2 separate regions of the Homo sapiens genome follow, and region 2 is linked to region 1. A link is a loop called in an ENCODE intact Hi-C map of the cell type or tissue named here. Cell type or tissue: heart right ventricle. All regions are shown on one strand.

What was found. A loop is a pair of places that touch in the nucleus more often than their neighbours do. Peaks named below come from ENCODE experiments on the same cell type or tissue, not always from the same donor. Only the 100,000 strongest peaks of a DNase experiment are listed, where the experiment ranks them.
Region 2: it touches region 1 in a loop (2.9-fold over the local background); 3 of 110 quality-filtered maps call a loop at or near these places.

Annotation. Positions count from the first base shown.
Region 1 is chr6:134,685,875-134,693,874 of GRCh38, forward strand. All of the region lies in intron 4 of LOC101928277 (a long non-coding RNA gene), which reads right to left. Among named protein-coding and RNA genes, the nearest start is that of LINC03002, 150 kb to the left of the region's middle. In heart right ventricle, no CTCF peak of the experiment used is centred here; DNase peaks (open chromatin) are centred at 3,509 and 3,907; H3K4me3 peaks cover 1,863 bases; H3K27ac peaks cover 2,724 bases.
Region 2 is chr6:134,793,912-134,801,911 of GRCh38, forward strand. The region is part of intron 3 of LOC101928277 (a long non-coding RNA gene); the gene reads right to left. Among named protein-coding and RNA genes, the nearest start is that of ALDH8A1, 150 kb to the right of the region's middle. In heart right ventricle, no CTCF peak of the experiment used is centred here; a DNase peak (open chromatin) is centred at 4,009; H3K27ac peaks cover 1,562 bases.

The DNA of each region.
Region 1 (8,000 bases):
CCTTTTGTATTAGCCTTGATTTTTCTTTAAATTCTATTTTCAGGCTGACTTCAAATGATAAGAAATAACATGAAATGTATGAGCTTAGTTTACAAATCCTAACAGAAACTGTAGCTCTGGCAATTCAGGGAGTCAGGAAAATCCACTTTCCTTGACTTCCAAATGACTTTATCATGATAGAAAAGCCATTTTACAGTTTCTTTTCTAAGTGTACTTGAGACTGGCTTTCTAAATATATCCATTAAAAGAAAAAAACGTCTACCTGCCAAAAAGAGTTGGTCATGTCCTCTGGCCCTGGCGGATCACAAGGGTAATTTCTCCTTTCTAAATTGGAAATTGCTCACATCCCCTCCATCTGTGTGGGTGTGTGGTGGATTCAAGAGCTTGTTCGTACTCCCTATAATAATTGACTCAGAGTTCTTGCTCTCCTGCAACACCCTTTACCTCTTTCTGCCCATTAATAACATGTGTTCAACAAAGCCTTGGGGAATGAATCACCCCGGAGTGTAAGATGGTGACATCCTGGGAAGCGGAGATTTGATTGGCATACTGCTTGATGGTTTTCTGAGTTCATCTGAATCGAGTTCTTACTTTATTCCAAAAGAGAGTTTCATTGCTATAAATTATCCATAGCAACCAATTTTACTGCAATAGCAATAATAATAACAATACATTTAGAAATAATACATACTTGAGAATGCATCCTCAAGTAACTTGCCTCCCTTTTTGCTGCACCTGTTACTCTTTGTTATGCAAAACATTATTAGTGTACATAGGCTACTGTCAAAATATTTATACTGGGCAATGAAAACATGCTTAGGAAGTCATAATTTGTAAATTCCTGCTTGCCTAATGATAGTTATTTTGGGGTGCTCAGATACACAATTCCAAACTCTGGATTATTCAGGTAGAGTGCTGAAGTACACTTTCTTAAAGGAATAAAAATAATTAGAGCTGTGAACACAAGAACCTTAAAAGCATCAAGTCATAATTGCCAAGCTCTCTGGTCCTGGCTCAGACATATGTGCTTTCATAGTGGCCTTAAATAAAATGTATTGACTTGATGATTTTTTCCTTTTTTTTTTTTTTTTGATGAAGTCTACTCTGTCGCCCAGGCTGGAGTGCAGTGGTGCAATCTCGGCTCACCGCAACCTATGCCTCCTGGGTTCAAGCGATTCTACTGCCTCAGCCTCCTGAGTAGCTGGGACTACAGGAGCATGCCACCACCCCTGGCTAATTTTTTGTATTTTTAGTAGACACAGGGTTTCACCATATTGGCCAGGCTGGTCTTGAACGCCAGACCTCGTGATCTGCCCACCTTGGCCTCCCAAAGTGCTGGGATTACAGGCATCAGCCACTGTGCCCGGCCGATGATGGCTTTAAAATATAATGTTTATTTTGACAAAATCCATCTATTATGTTGGTAATGTTTCTTTTTCAATTACAGAAGTATTGCATGTGTACTGTTATATATATGTGTGTGTGTTTCTATATATGTGTGTGTGTGTGGTCTATATATATTTATATTACATATTATATTATATATGCTATATATAGTATATTATGTAGTATATGTATAATATATATTACATATATAGTATATGTATATGATACATTATATATACTATATATAGTATACTCTATATAGCATATTATATATACTATACCTATATATTATTTTATATATACTATATTATATATACTATATATTATATAGTATATGATATATATTATATGTAATACATGTATATTATATATGATATGTTATATATTATATGATATATGTATCTATATCATATATGATATAGATTCATATATGATATAGATTCATATATGATATAGATTCATATATGATATATGTATCTATATCATATATGATATATGTATCTATATCATATATGATATATGTATCTATATCATATATGATATATGTATCTATATCATATATGATATATGTATCTATATCATATATGATATATGTATCTATATCATATATGATATATGTATCTATATCATATATGATATATGTATCTATATCATATATATGTATCTATATCATATATGATATATGTATCTATATCATATATGATATATGTATCTATATCATATATGATATATGTATCTATATCATATATGATATATGTATCTATATCATATATGATATATGTATCTATATCATATATGATATATGATATATGTATCTATATCATATATGATATATGATATATGTATATTATAAATATATTATATATGTATATTATATATAAAATAACAATGGTATAAAAAGGAAAATATGTAATGTTTGCCTGCCTACATTCTACTTCCACCATTATTTACCCATCCCTAAACATGTGTACACACCACACTGCTACACCTTGTAAAGTATATATGTGTTCACATCCTTGTATGAACATATATGTAGATTGTTTTTACCAAAATGGAATTATGGTTTACATATGGTTATGTAATTATCCCCACTTTTTACAACATGGACATTTTTCTAAGTCAATACCTCCACCTTACTCGATTGTTATATACTGCATAACATTTGACTGAATATATCATTGTCTATTTAACTATTTCAAATATTTAAATTGTTTCTAATCTTTCCTATTATAAACAATATTGTAACATACCAACTCATTTTCAGCATGAGTACACTTAGTTTAGAAGAAATTATATTCTTCAACTTTACCTTCCTTAGATAGCAAATACAACAATCCCCAAATTACCAGAATCCAAAGTGCTGGAAACCACTTTTTGAACTGCCATTGATTCTGTCATATTGTAAATCAAACCAGGTCATCATTGGAAAGCATCCCTACTCAGCTACCCCTCTCTCCTCTACAGGAACAATGGAGATCTATATTATGTATGAAGCTTGTCTCTCTTAACGTTGTTACAAATTCTTTCCATTGTATTAAAATACTTTCTTTTGCAAGGGAAATAAAAACATACGCTTTAAAAAGTCATACAAATGAAAGAATTGCTACATCTATTTCCTCATTAGAATGCTATTCAGGGTGTGGTGGTACCAGGAAATTAAGAACCCACCCAGTTAAGGTTACTGAGTGATGGGTTCGTTAGGAATTTCCAACAATTTAATGAATTTCGTCTAAGAATTTGAATGTTCCCCTCAGAGAGGGTAATCAGGCATCAAAAACACAATGAAACCTGCCCATCTCCCCAGAGAGAAATGAAAGTTGCTGGTGAAGACAAGTAATATTAGAATCACATCTTTTCTTCACCTATTTCTGGTTTTCAAAGGGGACAATAAATTCCTAAAAGCTAAGGTATCAGGAGCAACCTGATAAAAATATTTGCCATTTCAAATTCTATATTCTGTGAGGCTATAAATGATTTTATTAGTTTATTCCCGAGCAAGTACCTTATAAGTTTTACAAGCAGAGAAGCGGAGACTGCACTCTATATGATGAATCAGTTGCCCAGGAAGAGGTGCCTGTCTCAGGCTTCCCAGGCTTTGCTAATTCCCAATCATTGCCAGTTGCCCCACGAGACAAGCATGACTGAGATAAAGTGTCCTTTCACAGCCACTGAACAAGCCCAGCATTGTCCCTTCCAGTTCTTAGAATGCGCTATTTTTAATTTAGCAGACTAGCTTTTATCTTGCTAAATGAAAGGTATTCTATACACTCTCCTGAGTTTTTTTTTTTCTCTTGCAGTCTCTTCTCCTGGGAAATTGAAAGATTTTTTTGAAATGATATCCAAAGGATACAACCTTGCCTATTACTTCCCCTGGAGAGGAAACAAGGCTCAGAGATTCAAGCCATAGTTTTCTTTACACTTGACAAGGTTTCAAATGCCCAGGATGTTCTTAAAAGTGTGGATACTGTTACACTGTACTAAGAATGCCTAGCCATGGCAGGGTGGTGGGGAGCGCTGGCACTTGGCAAAGGAGCTGGGGTTTTACTAATGACAGATCCCGATAGCAGGAGCCAGGTCAGAGCTGGCTGCATGCACTGCCCTGGGGCCGGAGGTACCTCTGCCAGGCTCCAGCCCTCTGCCTGCCAGCACACAGTCCTGTGGCGACTGAGGATTAAGAAGACCAGGAACCCAGGAACCACAGATCCCTGAGAGATGCTGCAAGTGGGAGGAAGATAGCTAAGAATGGGTTCCTTGCAAAGCCTTTCTTGTTGCTGCCTCCACAGTCCCTTCCTTCCCACCCACTCGACTGCCACCCATATATACTTAATGGGTACATAGTGAAATTGTTCTACCATACTGCATACCCTGAGTGGATTCTTCCAGGAAATGTTTAATCCCAACCAACCCCATCCTGCATCTCTGATTCAATCAATGGCCACTCCCATGGCCACCATCACCATCCCCTTAACACCTCTCCACCTGTCTCCATCCCCCAGCCACCTGGTGGACTAAATGGTAATATTTTGTCTTTCCTGTCCCACAGCCTTCCCGGATGGAATGTGCACTCCCTCATTTGTGTCTCTTTTGTGTTCTGTGCACACTTCTATTGTGCACCTGTAATGTTAGTCTCCCCTCTTCAAATACAGAGACTGGGTCTTGTCTACCTCTGTCTGCCCCGTCCCTGTACTAGGAACATGGCACTCAGTGAACGAATGAGTGCTGACCGACTAAAGAATGATTGTGTATCTGGCCAGTGCTGGGAAAAGCTGAGCATATGAGCAAGATGTCTTCCTCTCCAGGCATTCTCTTATCCCAGGTTGACCCCTCTGTCATTGTGGCTGCTGCTACTGTGGTTACAGTGGTGGTTGCTGCAGGTGTCCTCAACTCTGCTGCCTCCGCAGCCCTGTTCAGTTGTCTGCTGTTAAGCTTGTGCTCTTCTTAATACTTTGGCATGGGCTTCTCAGCCATTGGAATTCTTACCTCTATTAGAATCAGCTGGATCACTTTTACAAAATCTGTGCAGATGTCCAGGCTCCACCCCAGACCAATTAATCAGACCCTCTTGGCTGGGCGTGGTGGCTCACGCCTGTAATCCCAGAACTTTGGGAGGCCAAGGTGGGCGGATCACCTGAGGTTAGGAGTTCAAGATCAGCCTGGACAACATGGTGAAACCCTGTCTCTACTAAAAATACAAAAATCAGCTGGGTGTGTTGGCGCATGCTTGTAATCTCAGCTACGTGGGAGGCTGAGGCACAAGAATCACTTGAACCCGGGAGGCAGAGGTTGCAGTGAGCCAAGATTGCACCACTGCACTCCAGCCTGGCCAACGGAATAAGACTCTGTCTCAAAAAAAAAAAAAAAAAAAAAAAAAAAAAAAAAAAAAAAAAAAAAAGAAGAAGAAGAACAAGAAAAGAGGAGGAAGAGGAGAAAGAAGGAGGGAGGAGGAGGAGAAGGAAAAGGAGGAGAAGAGGAAGAAGAAGCTCTTGAGGGAAAACTCAGGCATCATATATGCATTTTCTGAGCTCCCCAGGAGATGCGAGAATACAGCCTGGGTTGCCTGTACTGACTTAGTGGCTCCAGGGGCTACCAATAGGGGGACAGGGCAACGAGATGATCCATAACACTGCCCATGTAAGGAACTGAAATACCAAAGCATTCCATAGTGAGCTCTGTGCAGAATCAAGAAAAAAAGATGGCTCAAAAGTTTTCCTGCCCCTGAGTTCAATGCAAAAGAGATGACTAGTGTGGTTTCTGGGTAGGACTGTGTTTTTTCAGAGTTTACAACACATATTTCTGGTGCCTGGCCATAGGCATCTCTACACTTCAAATCACTGTTGACACTCCTTGAAGATAGGGGTATAATTCCCCAGCCATTGCTTCTTCAAGACAGTTCAGTCTATGAGATCCACTTGTTTGTTCACCATGTAGTATTTCATCTTGCCATTTCATAAGCTAGATTTTCTAGGGCAGTTAACAGCAAGAAACTTTACACTCCCACCAACAGCATATGTAGGTCCCCGTTTCTTCACATCCTCACTAACATTTGTTATTGCCTGTCTTTTGGACATAAAACATTTTAACCGGGGTGAGATGATATCTCATTGTAATTTTGATTTGCATTTCTCTGATGATCAAGGATGTTCAGCACCTTTATATTATGCCTGTTTGCTATTTGTATGTCTTCTTTTGAGAAATGTCTGTTCAGATTTTAGGTATTTTTTGTTTGTTTTTGTTGTGGTGGTGGTGGTGGTGGTGATGGTGGTGGTGGTTTTTTGATTTTTTTTTTTTTGAGACAGTCTTGTGTTGTCACCCAGGCTAGAGTGCAGTGGTGCGACCTCAGCTCACTGCAACCTCCACTTCCCAGGTACAAGTGATTCTCCTGCCTCAGCCTCCCAAGTAGCTGCACACCATGACGCCCAGATAACAGGTGCACACCATGCACGACAACAGGTGCACACCATGCACACAACAGGTGCACACCATGACACCCAGATAATTTTTTGTATTTTAGTAAAGACAGACTTTCACCATGTTCCATTTTTTTAAATTGGATTGTTTCAAAATAGAAAAAGATTCTTCCTGTGGCTCTAATCCTAATCTCCTGAACACAGTCCTTCATAGAAGAACAAAATGGAATTGTCCTCCCTGAGAGCTAGTTTTCTCTAAAGGTCTGAAATGCTGAACTCAAGACAAGAGATCATAACTGATCATCTACCATGGGCACTGGCTAAATATCCTGGGGGTGGAAACACTCAAACATGGTCCCTGCTTTCCAAGGAATCCCTATTAAGTGGACTAGAAAGACACGCACACATACAACAATATTTCACATCAGATTATGATAACATAGGTTTAAGAAAGTACAATGTAGATGAGGAAAGAATGATTAATTTTGACAAGAAAAATATATTTGTATCTAAATATGGTTTCTGAGAAAATAAATATCTTTTAAGATAAATTTTGTTCCTCTTGTCTTTATATATTTCTTTTCTTCCCTGACACATACACAAACACACATCATATCACAATCATGGATTTCCTTTGGAAAAGCACCACGAAGAACTTGCCATATGGGGGATGGTGGGAGGGTAAGCATTCAAGCAGTTTAAAAATAATTTTTAAAGAAACCTCAGCCTCGGGGCATCTACAGATACACAGAGCACACAATCTGTTCAGAAGGAAAGTTACCACTGTTTCCTGTCATCTCTCAAACATGTCTTCCAAAGGTACAAATCAGGCTATACATTATCCTATATGGGGAATAAACTGAAAATAAACCTAGTGAGAAAATCGTCCCCTTGCAAGATTAGCTGTCCACATACATACCATTTATAAAGTACTGGACATTCGAAATATTTTTATGTAGTTTCATTCAAGGAGACAATACCCTTAGATGTCCACATATAACCAGCTCTCTTTGGACAATAATTGGCTTATGTGAAATGATTCTGTAATACAGATGTACATCTGCTTTTTCACTTGGCTATAACCAAGAGGCAGGCTCCTTGTCTCGCATATTCAAATGACCAACATAGCAGAGCATCAAAGTACAAAGTACACACGGTCCACTGGCATATTTGTGTCAATTCATTGAAATGCTTAAAAATATCCGGTTATTTAATAACTAAGGATATCTGAAGATCAGTTTTTCTTTCTTTTTTTTTTTTTTTTTTTTTTGAGACAGAGTCTTGCTCTGTCACCCAGGCTGAAGTGCAGTGGCACGATCTTGGCTCACTGCAACCTCAGCCTTTCAGGTTCAGGTGATTCTCGTGCCTCAGCCTCCCAAGTAGCTGGTATTACAGGCATCTCCCATCTCGCCCAGCTACTTTTTGTATTTTTAGTGGAGACGGGGTTTCATCATGTTGTCCAGGCTGGTCTTGAACTCCTGACCTCAAGCAATCCACCCCCCTCAGCCTCCCAAAGTGCTGGGATTACAGCCATGAGCCACCACACCCGGCCCCAGTTTTTCTCTAACAGGGCAAGGGCAGGAACAAAGAATGTGAGCAAAAGATACACTGGGATATGGACAGCATAGACCAAAATACTGAACACTGTTCATCATATTTTGCCCAGACAACCTGAGTAAGCTAGGTGGCTATTTTCCTCTGACTGGA
Region 2 (8,000 bases), 110 kb after region 1:
AAGCTGGAGGTATCATGCTACCCAATTTCAGACTATACTACAAGGCTACAGTAACCAAAACAGCAGGACACTGGTACAAAAACAGAAACATAGACCAAAGGAACAGAATAGAGAACTCAGAAATAAGTCTGAGCATCTACAACTATCTGATCTTTGACAAATCTGACAGAAACAAGCAATGGGGAAAGCATTCCCTATTTAATAAATGGTCCTGGGAGAACTGGCTAGCCATATGCAGAAAATGGAAACTGGATCCCTTTGTTACACCATATACAAAAATTAACTCAAGATGGATTAAAGACTCAAATGTAAAACCCAAAACTATAAAAGCCCTAGAAGAAAATCTAGGCAATACCATTCAGGACATAGGCACAGGCAAAGATTTCATGACGAAAATGTCAAAAGCAATTGCATCAAAAGCAAAAAATTGAGAAATCGGATCTAATTAAACCAAAGAGCTTCTGCACAGCAAAAGAAACTATTATCAGAGTGAACGGACAACCTATAGAATGGGAGAAAACTTTTGCAATCTATCCATCTGACAAAAGTCTAATATCCAGAATCTACAAGAAACTTAAACAAATTTAAGAAAAAACAAACAATCCTATTTAAAAAAAAATGGGCAAAGGGCATGAATAGACATTTCTCAAAAGACGACATTTATGGCCAGGTGTGGTAGCTCATGCCTGTAATCCCAGCACTTTGGGAGGCCAAGGAGGGTGGATCATGAGGTCAAGAGATCAAGACCATCCTGGCCAACATGGTGAAACCCCGTCTCTACTAAAAATACAAAAATTAGCTGGCCATGATGGCAGGCACCTGTAGTCCCAGCTACCTGGGAGGCTGAGGCAGGAGAATCACTTGAACCTGGGAGACAGAGGTTGCAGTGAGCCAAGATCGTGCCACTGCACTCCAGCCTAGTAACAGGGTGAGATTCTGCCTCAAAAAATTAATTAATTAATTAATTAAAGTTTCTGCTCTTGATTTTTTAGGTCTTTTTCAGTAGGATGATTATACAGGGCTGATGGGTCACTGGCTGTAGATAGCATTTTCTTATAAGTTCTCAGGCCTGGCCAGCTACGTAATCTGTGGGGCCCAGTGCAAAATGAAAATATAGGGCCCCATGTTTATCAAGCAGGGGGAAAAAGTGCCTTCAAGACTAGTAAAATATAACACTTTCTCCTTTCTTCTGTAGTGTCTCTTCAACCTGTCATTGTGTTTTTTGCTATTTGAGGCAACAGGCCCTGGGAATGGAGTGGGGGAGGGGCTCCAAGATACTCAAGGTTGAGTAGGGACTTCCGCAGGCAAAAGAGAGGCTGCCCTGGAATTTGGCACATTCAAGGGTGTCACTTAACCCAATATACTTTCAGTTGCTTTTACGTTGTAAAACCTAGAACTCGGCTGGGCGCGGTGGCTCACACCTGTAATCCCCACACTTTGGGAAGCTGAGGCAGGTGGATCGCGAGGTCAAGAGACTGAGACCATCCTGGCCATCATGGTGAAACCTCGTCTCTACTAAAAATACAAAATTAGCTGGGCGTGGTGGTACATGCCTGTAATCCCAGCTACTCAGGAGGCTGAGGCAGAAGAATTGCTTGAACCCAGGAGGCGGAGGTTGCAGTGAGCCAAGATCGCGCCACTGCACTCTAGCCTGGTGACAGAGCAGGACTCTGTCTCAAAAAAAAAAAAAAGAAAAAAGAAACTGGAACTCTACCAAAGATACAAAACAATGAAAATAAGTCTGACCTTATTTTCAACAAAACATACTTTTTGAATTTGGTTGCCGGTAGAAATAGGAATGTGAAATAATCCTAAAACTTCCCAAGATTTTATACTACACAAGTTAGGTCTTTTTGCTTCCCCTTTAGAGATAAATTGCCTCTTTCAAACATGAATCCCTTTACTTCCAAGAGAATGAGGAATGGCTCTGAGAATCTCAGCAGTTTGGCTCTGAGACAATGAGCTGACTCTTTAAACAGTGGGAGGTGTCAAGAGAAGCCAACTTCAAGGAAATCCAACTTTTTCCTCCCAGCCTCCTCCTCCTGACATACTGATCCAAAAACACATAGGACCTGACCATTTGTAAGAAATGGTGTCACTAGAAAGTCAAATACTACATGTTCTCACTCATAAGTAGGTCTAAAAAATGTACACATGTGGATAAAGACAGTAGATTGATAGACAATGGAGGCATCAAAGTGAGAGGGAATGGGAGGGGGTGGGAAGAGGTTGGGTGATGAGAAATTACTTAATGGGTACAATGTACATTATTCAGGGGAAGGATTTTTTTTTTTTTTTTTTTTAGATGAAGTCTCTCTCTGTCACCCAAGCGGGAGTGCAGTGGCACAATCTCGGCTCACTGCAACCTCTGCCTCCCGGGTTCAAGTGATTCTCCTGCCTCAGCTTCCTGGGACTACGGGTGTGTGCCACCACGCCTGGCTAATTTTTGTATTTTTAGTAGAGAAGGGGTTTCACTATGTTGGCCAGGCTGGTCTCGAACTCCTGACCTCGTGATCCACCCACCTCGGCCTCCCAAAGTGCTGGAATTATAGGCGTGAACCACTGTGCCCGGCCTAATATCTTAAAGCCCTGACTTGACCACTACACAATCTATGCATGTAACAAAATTGCACATGTACCCCATAAATATATACAATTATTAAAAAAAAAAGAAATGGTGTCAGAAAATGGGACTTAGGAGAATGATTGGAAACTCCTTTTCTTACTTACTTATTGATTGATAATCTTTCTTAAATCACAAAGGTTCTGAGGTGACATTAAAAGTAATATATACACAAAAGAGTACAATAAAAATGAACACCAAGAAAGATATAAATCAGACTATATTGTTAGAATCAGAGGCAGAAAAAATAGGACTCCATAAGCCAAAAGGCCCAGAGAGATAACAAAGGTTGGTTTGCAAATTGTCTGAGTTCCCTGTGACCCAAAGTAAAAATGGAAATATTGTCAATGTCATTGTTTCCCCACATTGTTCATCAGAAGAAAAGCCCTGGTTTCCCAAACAAAGCAAAATATTTTCAGTATTTATCCATCTGATGCTGAGGATTATGATGGATGACTCCCCCCTAATATTAGTTGGGGAGGGCTCTTAATTGGCTATTTCTTGTGGCTTCTTTCAATAATAGGCAAAAGCACTACTACAAATAAAAAATAGAAATAAATAACTGGAGGCGGTGGCTCACACCTGTAATCCTAATACTTTGGGAGGCTGAGGCAGGCTGATTGCTTGAGCCCAGGAGTTCAAGACCAGTCTGGGCAACATGGTAAAACCCCATCTCTACCCCAAAAAAAATACAAAACTTAGCTGGGCATGGTGGCACCTGCCTATAGTCCCAGCTACTCAGGAGACTGAGGCAGGAGGATCACTTGGGAGGCAGAGGTTGCAGTGAGCTGAGACTGTGCCAATGCACTCCAACCTGGGCAACAGAGACAGACCCTGCCTCAAAAAAAAATAAAATAAAATAAAATAAAACAGAAACAATATATCTATATTTCTGTCAATTCAATTCATTCCTCTGAATCAATTTCATATTTGGTGATGAGTATAGGTATGTGTATTTCCAAAGCTGGGAACTGGCTTGGGAAGGGAGTAGTAGATGGACCCAGAATTCTAGAACCCAGGACTTGCTGGTAAGCATGTACAAACTCTTTGAGGAGAAAAGGCCTACTGTTGACAGCTTATCTAACACTTTGTCAAACTGCAACAGAAAGAAAATTCATAGCCATGGTCTGTGACTAAAGAAACCAGATCCCATTTTAAGGCCAAATCCTTATAACCTGTTCTTACTTATATGATTAGAAACCACCTTCGCCTTTCATCTTTTACAAAGCAAGTCATTCCTTTCTTTATATACAGACTAGAGATTGGATAACGTGAAAGATGACAGACATTGTCAAACTTGTCCTAGTCACTAGAGTGACTGATGGCCTCCTGAGAATGTCCAGACCTTCTGGCTTAGTGTAAATGTCTCGGGCTATAAATAAAACGTCAGCCTGGCCAGCGTAAATCTACTAAGGCCAAGAAGTTATTAAAACAGAACCATGAGACGTTACTCAATGAGCCCAGTCTGACACGTGTGGCTATGACTTAAGTCCTCATTTGAGTGCTAAACTAATGCCCCTTACAGACAGAAATATCTGTAAAGACTCTGTCACTGGAATAAATTACAAAATTCCTTTACTGCGTTAATACTTTGAAGACCTTTGAAATCAAGTTATTCGGATGAGTGCATGAAGTCCCAAAAGGGGATGGTAAACAGTGAAGATGTAGCAGGCATGGGGGTCTTACATCAGGAGAAAGAGAAAATAAAGTTTTAACAGTCCAAATAGGAAAACTGACATGGGGTAACAATTAATTATAAATATAGACATAACAAATTTAAATTTCTAAAATTCTATGAGAATATGATCATAAAGGAAGCAATAGATTTTAGCCTTCAAATTAACTTTCTGGTATTTGTTTTAGGTATGAAAAATTCCAGATGGCCACTTGAATTTATAGTAAAGTTACTGTATAAACTCTGGCACTTAAGCAAAATATTTCATCAATTATATATACTTAGAATGTATCATTTTGCAGGGCCAGGTGTGGTGGCTCACACCTGTAATCCCAGCACTTTGGGAGGCTGAGGCAAGTGGATCACTTGAGGTCAGGAGTTCGAGACCAGCCTGGCCAACATGGGGAAACCTGTCTCTACTAAGACTACAAAAATTAGCTGGGTGTGGTGGCAGGCACCTATAATCCCAGCTACTTGGGAGGCTAGGGTAGGAGAATTGCATGAACCCAGGAGGCAGAGGTTGCAGTGAGCCAAGATCATGCCACTGCACTCCAGCCTGGGACACAGAAGAAGACTCCATCTCAAAAAATAAAGTATCATTTTGCCATAAATTTGGAAATCTAATTTCATGAGAATTTATTGAAGACATTTTTTAAAATCCCACTGAAGTGTCAAAATATGTTTTTATAGTCACTTCAGTGTTAATTATATATTTTTATTTTGGCTGTGACACTAATTATCTTAATTAAATTTTTATCACTAGTGCTTATTTCAATGCATTAAATATTATACTTAATGAATGGAAAGTAGTTTAATATCATCTGAAATTCTGTGGAGCCTTTGTAAAGCTAATTTTTCTGCAAGGATGGATCTTAAAAATGCCTCAACCTGATAGATTTGTAGCCAAAGTAATGTCAGTTTAACTTGAACACTCAGCGACCCAAGAAGAGGAATACTTCTTTATTCCAGTAGCAGCTTTATTAGCCAAAAGAATATTGCCCTGAGTGTAATAAAATTCTTACTGTCCAATCAGGTCTTCAGCAATTCAGTTCATCCTCATTCCTCTTTCCAACTTTGCAGCAAAAAGAGTAACCATTAGATGTAGGTCTCCTCAGAGCCCAGCCTTTTCCATTCAGGGCTGGCATTGCTGAAACATCAGCACCTGTTTCTGCAGCGAAGTAAATAAGTGGATAGCACCTCCCTTCATAGCTCATTCTCCCATTTGTAATCACAGACTTGTGTGATTATTTAATCAATGCCTGTCTCATCCAACAGGACATATGTGACAAAAGGGTGAACACAGGGTCCAGGGTAAACACAGGGTCCAGCTTGCACACCGCTGTGCCTTGTACTGTGTCAGGCCCTTACCCACATAATAAATATTTGTTGACTGAAGAAATGAAAATTTAACTTGGGGAATACAATAACAAGCTTCATGATGCCTACCTCACCCTTAATCCAAATGGTGGAAACAGAGAGATTTGAACCTAATTCTCATTTATATTTTAAACTCTTTTAGTTATATTCTTTATCATACATTGGTTAGAATATTTTATTTAGAAAGGTGTGTTTTGATTTCATAAGCAATTAGTGCATTTACCACTAATTGGTAAACAATGAATATGAACAAACCTTTGTATGATGCTAAGGAATGCAGAATGCTGTCATTCCTTAGTCCATAACACTAAGAAATGACAACAAGGCAGTTGTCTAGGATGCAAAGCCCAACCTATAGGAGCTACAGGACTTTATGGGACATTAGGCCTCTCAATGAAATCATATCCAACATATCCCAGTACATGGGACAATTGCATTTTTGTTTTGGGATTGTGCCCACCCTGGTCTATGGCATGGACTTTTCCCTCTGATCTTTTTTCTCTTCTTAAATCTTCTCTCTCCTCATTATCTATCTCCTTACAGCCAGAACTGTGGAGAGCTGCAGGATCACGTGGGATATTCCTTTAGAAGACATCCATCGTATTTTCCTGCTTTCCTGTCTTCATCTCTACACAGGGAACCTTGACATTTTTCCCCTTTGGATTGTTTTTCAAGTATAAATAAATCAGAATCCCCTTGAACTGAAGACACCTCTTCAACATTTTAAGTAATGTATTTTTGAAAAAGATGCAGTGATCAAAGGCATAAGAACATTTTTCTCAACACAGGAGGATAAACAATGCAGCTAGGTCGTCAGACAAGCAATGTTCATTTAACCCTTCCCAATGCAAAGGAGAAGGGCCGTCCACAGGGGTGACAGCAAGGCAGAGTCACTTCCTGCTAGGCTGGCCCACATTTTCCCACTCAGTACTCTCTGACCAAGCTTCAGGTCACCTCTGGCACCCAGTTCTTATGCTGAGCACACCATGTTCTGCCCACTCTGCCCTGCACCTGTCATATGAAGAATTCCAGGGTCTCCGATCACCTTCCCCTTTCCCTTCGTCCCCATCCTTTCTCTCTGTATGCAGACCTGGGTTATCCAGCATGCTCATTTATGGTGAAGATGAGTGAAATGAGCTAGAGGTGTTGGTCACTGAAAGTATTTGCATTGGAAACCAGATGTAATGCCTTAAGCACAGAGAGGCAAGCCTCTAAAGGAGACATCTCAACGAGTACAGGGTAGGGAATTGTACTGAGTCAGTGAAGGTGAGAGAATAACAATGAATATTGGGATGGGGGTGGCCACAGTCCTTGGAATACACAAATAAATATAAGAAAATCAGTTAACTTGGCAGTACATGTAAAACTGGTGAGACAACAACCAAAAACAGAGATAGAAACAAGTATATGGGAAACATGAGTGAAGAAAGCTAAGGAAAGCTGTTTCCTTTATGCTTTTATATCAGGGAGTGAAGGGGCACATTGCCAAATGAAGCCACTTTGCTTATACGCAGTCAACAACTGAGTACCCGCCACCCAACCCTCAGCCACTGCTCACTTAAATCCAGGTCACTGAAACCTGAAAGTTGCTTCTCAACTTCTACCATTTCTTAACACGTACATCTTAGTGTAGGTGGTGTTTATTAATTGCAGCAACAGGGAAACTCCTCCATTTCCCATCCTCTGAGGGCATTTTGACTTATCTACATTTTTCCCTTTACCTTTCCTCACTGAATTTTCCCAGCAATCCACAGTGAAAGGTAGGGATTACCTTACTAGCCTGAGAATTACTTGAATTTTCATCTCTCAGTGATAGTTAGCCATGAAGTTAATCATTACTATTAAAGAAGATCAGTATAACTTTAGAATTGACAATAGATCTGACTCTGAACTCTTCCAACCCAGCCAAGTTTTGCAGCCATGGGAACCAGGTGACAAGAATGGGCAGGCCCAGGTGAGGCCAAGCAGTATGGTAAAAATAAGCACCACTCTTATTCCAGCACAGGTCCCATTTGGTTTTAAGGCCAAATGGTGGTAGAGCAATGTTTTTCACTTCCCTCTGATCACAACTCTCCTATTTTACCTCTTCCTAGTCCCACCCCTTTTATTCAGAAGAAAACAGCTGTGATGAACCATCACATATCATCTTATTTTCAATATTTCCACTTGTCAAACATGTATGAGGAGTGCCAGGTCAGTATCCCTTGTGCCAAATATTTTCACCTCCCCTCTGCATGGTGTCTCCCCGACAATCCAACATGGTGTCTCCCCCAGCCCCTGCCCTGCTCCTCTCTTCTCCTCTCCCATCACTGTGACAGACTTATC